2 separate regions of the Homo sapiens genome follow, and region 1 is linked to region 2. A link is an interaction called in ENCODE POLR2A ChIA-PET data of the cell type or tissue named here. Cell type or tissue: OCI-LY7. All regions are shown on one strand. Links, peaks and the distances in the headings refer to the core of each region. The heading gives the core; the rest is flanking DNA. Region 1 overlaps ALS2 (alsin Rho guanine nucleotide exchange factor ALS2). Region 2 overlaps MPP4 (MAGUK p55 scaffold protein 4).

The links. Peaks named below come from ENCODE experiments on the same cell type or tissue, not always from the same donor. Only the 100,000 strongest peaks of a DNase experiment are listed, where the experiment ranks them.
Region 1: POLR2A ChIA-PET joins it to region 2 with 14 read pairs; 2 of 35 experiments call an interaction of 5 or more read pairs at or near these places.

The regions. Positions count from the first base shown.
Region 1 is chr2:201,732,300-201,736,701 of GRCh38, forward strand. It overlaps ALS2 (alsin Rho guanine nucleotide exchange factor ALS2), which reads right to left. Exons shown (of 34, transcript NM_020919.4): 13 at 977-1,139. Among named protein-coding and RNA genes, the nearest start is that of MPP4, 36 kb to the left of the region's middle. In OCI-LY7, for the core only: no CTCF peak of the experiment used is centred there; a DNase peak (open chromatin) is centred at 2,102; H3K4me3 peaks cover 921 bases; H3K27ac peaks cover 1,486 bases.
Region 2 is chr2:201,654,810-201,659,211 of GRCh38, forward strand. MPP4 (MAGUK p55 scaffold protein 4) reads right to left here. Exons shown (of 22, transcript NM_033066.3): 16 at 3,668-3,709; 17 at 1,389-1,559; 18 at 28-108. Among named protein-coding and RNA genes, the nearest start is that of TMEM237, 14 kb to the left of the region's middle. In OCI-LY7, for the core only: no CTCF peak of the experiment used is centred there; no DNase peak of the experiment used is centred there.

The DNA of each region.
Region 1 (4,402 bases), core at 336-4,335, 78 kb after region 2:
TCCTAGCACTTTCGGAGGCCAAGGCAGGCCAATCACTTGAGGTCAGGAGTTCGAGGCCAGCCTGGCCAACATGGTGATATCCCATCTCTACTAAAAATACAAAAAAAAAAAAAAAAAAAAGTAGCCGGTGTTGTGGTACACACCTGTAATCTCAGCTACTCAGGAGGCTGAGGCATGAGAATCACTTGAACCTGGGAGGTGGAGGTTGCAGTGAGCCAAGATTGCGCCACTGCACTCCAGCCCCAGTGACAGAACGAGACTCTGTCTCAAAAACAAACAAACAACAACAACAATAAAAAAAACCTATAAGGGACTTTGGAGTCATTATAATTTTTCTAGAGCCTTTCAGGGTAGAAACAAAATGAAATCACATATTTCGATGGGATTTGAAAGGTGAATGTCTCAGGACCAGTTTTAACATACATCTATATCCTAGTGTGGTGCTAACTTCCTAGGATTCCACCTAACTAGTTTTATGTAAGGGTGGACTAGTTAACATTTGAGAAAATCCTGTAACTGATTCCTCTCAGCATTTGCTAAGGTAACCTAAACACCTGGCATAAAGTCTAGCATGAATCCAGGCTGGGTAACACCCCTGCCTTACAGGTGTATGCCATTATACAGAAAGCCAGGGCTTTAAAGAGCTCTGTTTAACTCATAGTCAGCATGCATCCAATAAATTTTGACAACTACTGAATGAGTAGCATCTGATAGAGTCTCAACTTTAGACAGTTTCATAAAATGAATACAGTTTATTCATCTTGATAAGGCCCTAAAGGGAAACTGAATCCACAGAAAACTCAATTTATCTACAGTCATACTTTCCTCTGTCATTTCCCTGAAGAAAATTAAATTTAATTAGACACAGGTAAATATTAAATTACTGGAGTTCCAGATCTTGTGGTGGCATAATCCATACAAACAACTATGATCCTTGGCTTTCCAAATGTCCAAAGAGGTATACATGGGAGCTTACCACTTCAAAACAAGTAGCAAGCTTTAGCAAAACTTTTGCGTAATTATGAAGTCGTCTGATTGGCAAGAAAAACAAAGTATTCAGTATTTCCATCAACTGAGTGTTTTCGTCATTCACTTCTGACAAATCTTGCAACAGCTCTTGGTTTTTATTTAGGAAATCACTAGAGGCAGAGGAAAAAAAAATTTAGTTAATCATTTTGGAATTGGTAATATGTACATTAAATAAAAAATTTCACTAGAAAGTACCTCTTTCAGAATGCACATTTTTTAGGTGCTGTGAAAGTAGAAATACAATGAAATAAGCCAGATATAATTAAAAGAATTTCCCTATCTATAAGACAGGATTTTTAGTATGAAAAGTAGCAAATGGTAGCAATACAAACGGTTAATCACAGACTTGTGCCTATATTCTAGGAAATGAATCATGCATCCAACAATTTAAGATGAATAATCAGAGACCAGCTGACACCATTACCTGTTAATTTCAAAGCCAAAAGTCACAGCAATAAATGGCAAGACTAATTGTTCTAGGCAGCTGTGCTAAATAGAAACACTGGAAGAAAAAGCAAAGCTCCTTGCTCCAACAGAATTAGTGTGGATATTAAAACACTTCTAATTTCTTCTTTTTTCCTTCAATTATTGATCACCTAACAAGAGTTTATTATAGGAAAGTAATAAAAAGCTGCAAGAACTAGTATTACAGTTAACAAGAAACAATAAAGATGATTATATGTGAAGATTTCAATGCTGAGATCTTCAAAAGCATTTCAAACTGAAGCCAAAAATTAGCTAATATTCAGTTTTTAATAAATTCATTGTTAAAATTTTATTCCAAATTTTAATGCTGATCAATAACCCATTCAGGCTTAGCTCACCAAACCAAAATACTTAATGGTAAAGCAGTAAGAGTTGGTGAGCTGGGTGCAGTGGTTCACACCTGCAATCCCAGCACTTTGGGCTGCCAAGGTGGGTGGATAGCTTGAGCCCGGAAGTTTGAGACCAGCCTGAGCAACATAATGAAACCCTGTCTCTGCAAAAAATACAAAAATTAGCCAGGCATGGAAGCGCACACCTGTAGTCCCAGCTGCTCAGGTGGCTGAGGCAGGAGAATCATTTGAGCACAGGAAGTTGAGGCTGTAGTGAGCCGTGGTTGTGCCACTGCACACCAGCCCGGGTGACCAGCCTGTCTCAAAAAAAAAAAAAGATCTTAGATAAAGTGCCCAGATTTTATTTATATTTGGCTGGTGCTAATGTTCCTACTTCTTTCTCCACGTTCTACTGCAGAGATCAGCTGAGGACTTATTTAATTTTACACAAGTGTTCTGCTTTGACCTGCTCCTGAGAGACGGAGGTAAGATATAGTGAACACAAACTCCCTTGGACCATATTTCTCCTCAATACCCAGTACCCAGTCTACAGTAGACCAGAAATGTTCCAACTCTTGTGAACTCCATTACTTTCCAGGACTCACTCATGTCCTTACCTATAATCTTCCCCGAAAGAGGCCAAGCTACACTCCTAAGAAATCTGAACCAGAAACCATCTCTGATCAGCTTATCTTTTCTTGGGAGTTTTTAATCTAATAGTGGCAATATCACTCTTTCCTTATATGGCAAGGTCTGTACTTTTTACTCAGATTTTTAAAATAAAAAAATATTAAAGGTAGAAACAACCTAAGTGTCCATCAGCAGATGAACTGATTGATAAAATGTGGTAATGTGTACATACAAGAGAATATTATTCAGCCATAAAATGGAATGAAATTTTGACGTATGCTACAACATGAATGAACCTTGAAAATACTATACTTAAAGAAATAAGCCAGACACAGAACGACAAATAAATACGTGATTCGACTCATATAAGGTACCTAGAACAGGCAAACTCAAACAGAGAGGAAGTAGAATAGAGGTTACCAGAGCCAGGCAGGCAGGGGGAGACAGTATGGGGGGAGTTATTATTTATCATGCACTGAGTTTTTCTCAGAGATAATGAAAAAATAGTGATGGTTATACAACATTGCGAATGTATTTGATGCCCCCTAAATTGTACACTTATTAGTGTACAATTAAGATTAAAATGATAAATATGACATTACATATATTTTATCACATTAGGAAAAAAACTTGCATAATAATCAAACCACCAGGCAAGCCTGATGTGAGCAGCTGAGTGATCAATTAGATGAATGATAAGTGCTTGTGCATCATCATCCAAGATCCACTAACAGCCATGTGGGCAGCCTAGCTGTGCTTTAGACATTCTCAAACTCTCCTCTGAAAATGAAATCTTTACGGTAATTTTAAATATTGACTTTGTAAACAGAAGTTGGAAAAAGATGTCATTGCTGCCTTTAACTATGTAAAACCCAGGCTCTGGGCATGGTGCTGTGCAAAAGGCAAGAGGCTTTCAACTTATGTCATCTCATTTTTCTGCTCTAACAAGGTCAATTCTTCAGTACTGTGAATCTAACTCGGAAATACCAGAGGAAGGTCAACAACAGCAGAATAAGGAACCAGGGTCAGTAACTGCTGTAGCCCTTCAGGAAGCCCAGAAGCTTTCCATTTAAACTGTCACAAGTCTCCATCTATTTTTTGCATCTTCCTGTAATTAAACTTGCTTTTCTTCAAGCATTACTATTTGCAAAAATAACTATTGAATTTTCTTTCTGCTCCATTTAATTATTGGTTTGGCTACAGCCCCATTTTCTCCTATTTTCTTTGGCTATGATTCAGCATTTCACCAACATTATAGGTTAACTAAGCTATTTTATTCATTATAATAAAGATATTTAAAATAATAAATATAAAATCAGTAATTACAAATGTAAACTTGTCAAAACCAGAAGTTCTCAAATGTAAACAACAACAACAACAAACAATAAGTCCATCCATGTGCTGCTTATAAGAAATATATCAAAACAATGCAGACAGGCTGAAAGTAAAAGAATGGAAAATTGTGGTGTATTAAGATCAAGAATTTTAAAGTTACTACATAAGGTTAAAGACATATTCTTGAAACTGTCATTTTAAAAAAATAAAGGCCAAACCCCTATATTTTGGAAATCAACAAGCATGTGAGTCCAATAATTCATAATGGATTAGAAAAATACTTTCGAAAATATTTAGAACTGAATGACTATAAAAACAAAACGTACTAAGACTTGTAAGATTCAGCTAAAGCAACAATTAGAGGGAAATTTATAGCCTTAAATGGCTACATTAGAAAAATTTTAAATTTGAAAAATTAATGAACCAAGTGCTAAACTAGAAGTTGTTAAGAAGTTAACAGGTGAACAAAAAGAAAGTAGAAGGAAATAAAAAGCAGAAATTAATGAAATTTTTTAAAAGCGAAAGAAATGATTCCCTAATTTTTGAAAAAATTAATTTAAAAAGGGGTAAACTGCCGACAAGACTGATCAAGA
Region 2 (4,402 bases), core at 237-4,236:
CCATTATGAAAGCAGAACTAAACATACGTGGCACAGCACTTTGAAAATGGCTGGGATTAAATTCAATAAGTTGTCTTCTGAGCTCATTTACTCCAACACCAGAGGGTCCTAAACACAAAAAGTCACACACAGAAATCATCAGATGTGGATAAATATAATTATGTGATGGAATTATCATTTTAGTCCTTCTACTGAAGAAACTTGAGAGCAAATATTTTTAGGGAAATTATGTAACTTCCTTTCTCATAAATTGGAAGAACCCCAGAAAACTCTTGGGAATTTTTCTAGTGACCCATGGAGTAATCCACATTGTTTCAACATTCAGGAATGAGGTAAGGAATCACAGGAACCTGACCCCCAGCAAACTTCATCTAATGTTGAATGCCATGAGAATTAGCTGGTCTCATTTTAGAGAATCAGAGAGCTCTGCCTTTCTTCTTCAAATGAGGTTTTTATCAAGTGACAGCCAGAAACCAGCATCAACAATTATAGGTTCTGTGACTTACAGAATTCAGGGGCACATTCCTGACAGATGATCGATCAGCACCCCCATGTCCGGCCGGAGGCAGGGCCGACTTCATGGGTATAGAACCTGTGCAGTTACACAGGGCACATGCTTAGAAGGATACTGTGCTTGGATGAATTCTCTACTATTGCATCTTGAAATCTTTGATAATTTTTTAACAAGGGGCCCTTGCATTTGCATTTTACAATGGGGCCTGCAAATGATATTGCTGGTCCCAGCTGTAAGGCACATCGTTCTGCTCTACAGGGACCTGCCTTGCTCATGAAGCTAAACAGGCAGACACGAAGGCAGTAGGATACAAGTTGCTACTGCTACAGGGACCAACTTTGCAAAAGTCATGGTCACAAAAGCAGGTCACTCCTGCACTATCTTTGCCATGATCTTTATAAAGCACCAAAGATACAGTCCAGAAGATGTTAGATACTTTTCTAAAGGAAGTAGTTACAAATTTCTTAGGGGAATGGACTTTAAGAATTTAACATATTTCTCAGGGAAATGGACCTTAAGAATTTATTTTCAGGATACAGGTTAATGATCTGTCTGGGGAAACACTCATCTATGTTTACAGAACAATTCTAAGCAGGCAAAAAAAAAATCTCAGTCATAATGACATCGTAATACTGGTTATATAGTTCATGGACACCATGTCATAACACATTCACTTGTAGATTTTTTAAAAAGCTTGATACAATAAAATGTTACTTATAAACACACATGTACAATGGCTTTGTTTTTTAAAAAAGGTATTTGTATGGGGGTCCATAAAGAGTTCTACTTTCACCATTATTCCCAATGCAAGACACCTGAATCTAGAAGGAAGACTTCTCAAGGAGGAGGAGAGACAGTGCATGCTGGGACATACCCATGAGCACTATGAGGCGGTACTTGTCTGAAGGGCGTCGCTGGTACCTCACCACCTCCTCGTAAGGGGCACCCACTGCACTGTAGCAGCTGCCGGTGCAGCACACACTGGCATGCAGCGGGCTGAGGTGAGACTTCCTGCGACAAAGGCGCATGCTGCGGCGGAAGCCAGCTAGGGAGGGGAAGTGCACAGAACGTAAGAACCAGGCAGGAGAGATCACTTGTAGCTTCACACCTGATGAAATATGTAGCAACCATGATCCTAAAGTGTTCATTAATATAGTCAGGTCTGTCTGAAGTTAGAAGATGGGAAGTAATATGAGGGAAAAATATGAAAATGCCCCCTGTGCTAGCCCATCTAGCACCTGCTCTGGGCCAGGCATTGTCTTGGGTGCTGGCGATAGATGGCTCAACTAATCCAAGGCCACTTTCTCATGAAATCTACATTTTGTAGAAGAAGAGAGACAAACATAAAAAACAACAAAAAATAAGTACTCATAAGAAGATGAGGTAGATAGAGAGTGATGGGGGTGCTTTTTTAGATAGGCAGTAAGGTTGGAGTATCTCTGAAAGGTTGGCGTTGAGCAGACATCTGGAGGAAGGCAGGGAGCCACATCAGGAAGCCTCTGCAGAGACGGGCAAGCCAGGCCAAGGGAACAGCAAGTGCAGTGGTGCAGAGAAACGAACTGTGCTTGGAGCATTTGAGGAACAGCAAGGAAGCCTGTATAGCTGCAGGGCGGTAAGCAACAGGGAGTATGGAAATAGGGTCAGGGAAGTGGCTGGAGCCAGATCACACAGGGCCTCTGAAAGTGTTGGATTGTTGTGGAAGTGTGATGGGAAGCTGTTGGTAGTGACATGATTTGATTCATGTTTCTGAAAGACTCCTCTGGTTGGTGTAAACCGTAGGGAGAGCAAGTGTGGCCTCAGGAGAGAGCAGTTAGGAAGCTACTGCAGTGGTCTGGGTGGGAGATGAGGGTGGCTTGGGCCAGGGTAGAAAGAGTGGAGCAGGCTCATTTTTCACATTTTTCAGGTGGTTTCACTAAGACACAGACAGGTTAGGTGGTTGCTTAGGACTGTGTGATCAGTGCAAAGTTGGACACATGGGTCATGATTTCTAAGCTCCTAGATTCCTGCTTAATCTGCCTTTCGAATCATAGGGCTTTCTGGTATCTTCAGAGCTGTTTCCAGGTGCTCTCAGTAGACAGAGTTAGCAACTCTATGTGTACATATAAATACACATGCACATTTCGATCTATATTTGTATGTCTATATATTGAAAACCATGAGTTCACACCAGTACATACAATGTCAATCCAACACTACAGGATTCATTCTAGACTTCCCCTTTCCATGTTTGTAACTCCCTTCTCTAACAGTGAGAACCCTGGCCCTTGTTTTTTTTTTGTTTTTTTGTTTTTTTTTGCTTATTGTATCAATCAAGAGCACTTAAATGTGCAAGATAGGGGACAGACAGTGTTGATAGCCTCGCACAAAGTGTCAGAGCCCAAGCTAGATGAGGCGGGCATCTTTGTAAAGCCTGTTGGGTATCAGAGGCCAAGTGATGGCAGCTGCCCTCTTGATTTTACTCTGCCTCTGACAATTGGCACCAGGCTACCATTGTCCCCTGCACAGATGCCTTCTTCACCCTGCTCATGCTCCTTACTCTCCACCTTTGTGTAGCTGCCTACTCTGCTCAGCTCTACCTAATAGCTTTTAGGCTGAATGATTCTGAAAGCAATACAGAAAGGTGGCCCCTTGTTTTTTTTTTTTTTGTTTTTTTTTTTTCACGCTCCCCTGATGATTCCAAAATGCATCCAGCTTGGGAACCAACCTTCTAGACCCTGCGGCTCTGCTAGTTTTCCCCTGCCTCCCTATAGAAGGAAGCCCAGAGCGGTTTTACATGAGTGGTACCTGGTCCTTCACAAAGCTCTGCCCAGGTGACAGATGATAGAAATGTGGCCATAAGAAGTAAGTTTAAAAGTCAGAGACTTTGTCTCTTTAGCATAAGATAAATAGGTTACGAAACAGTCTGGAAGAAAACAAAAAGATTTGTGTTTGATGAGTAATTAATAGATAACCCAGTGGAAATTAGATGAATAACAATGAATAATTAATGGATCAGAATATTGACAAGAAAAAAGGACAGAAAGAAAAGGAAACTAGAATGAGGAACAGGTCTGGAAATGTTCATTAGCAAAAGAAACTTTCAAAACAGTGTCAGGTTTGGAAACATAATTTAACAAGTGACAGAGACCCACCTCTTGTTAATTTATCACCTACCTATAAAGAACTTCTGACCGTAGCCAACAAACTCCTCCTTGTCTGAAACACAAAGAACAGATGGAGCAGAATATGTGAGAGCGAGAAGTTTATTCAGAATAAATTCATGAAATCATTTTCAACTTTTCAAGTGACCACCTTAGTAGACGGCAGCAGAGTTGAATTTATCCTTGAGTGGCTCACCGAATGTTCTAAGCATTTTTCATCCTATTATTCACACACAACAAACTATAGGGACGCACTTCACAGAATTTGAGCGTTACACTGAATGTATTCTGTCTAGTATGGTTAAAGCCAAAACGAGTTTATTAATTTTTTAAGATAAGTTTCCTTAGGATATGTTTAAAAATACATACCCAGTTCTTATGTTTTTACTATGATTCAGTATCATATAACTTTAAATAAGCATAAAGTAGCTTTTTGTTCTTCTCCCTCCCTGCCTACCCCCCTGCTGTTGTTGCTCACTCTGGAGTGCAATGGCACGATCTCGGCCACTGCAACCTCCACCTCCTGGGTTCAAGTGATTCTCCTGCCTCAGCCTCCCGAGTTGCTGGGATTCCAGGCACGCACCACCATGCCCGGCTAATTTTTGTATTTTTAGTAGAGATGGAGTTTCACCATGTTGGTCAGGCTGGTCTTGAACTCCTGACCTCAGGTGATCCACCCACCTCAGCCTCCCAAACTGCTGGGATTACAGGGATTACGCCCGGCCTTGTTCTTGACCATACTGTGTTT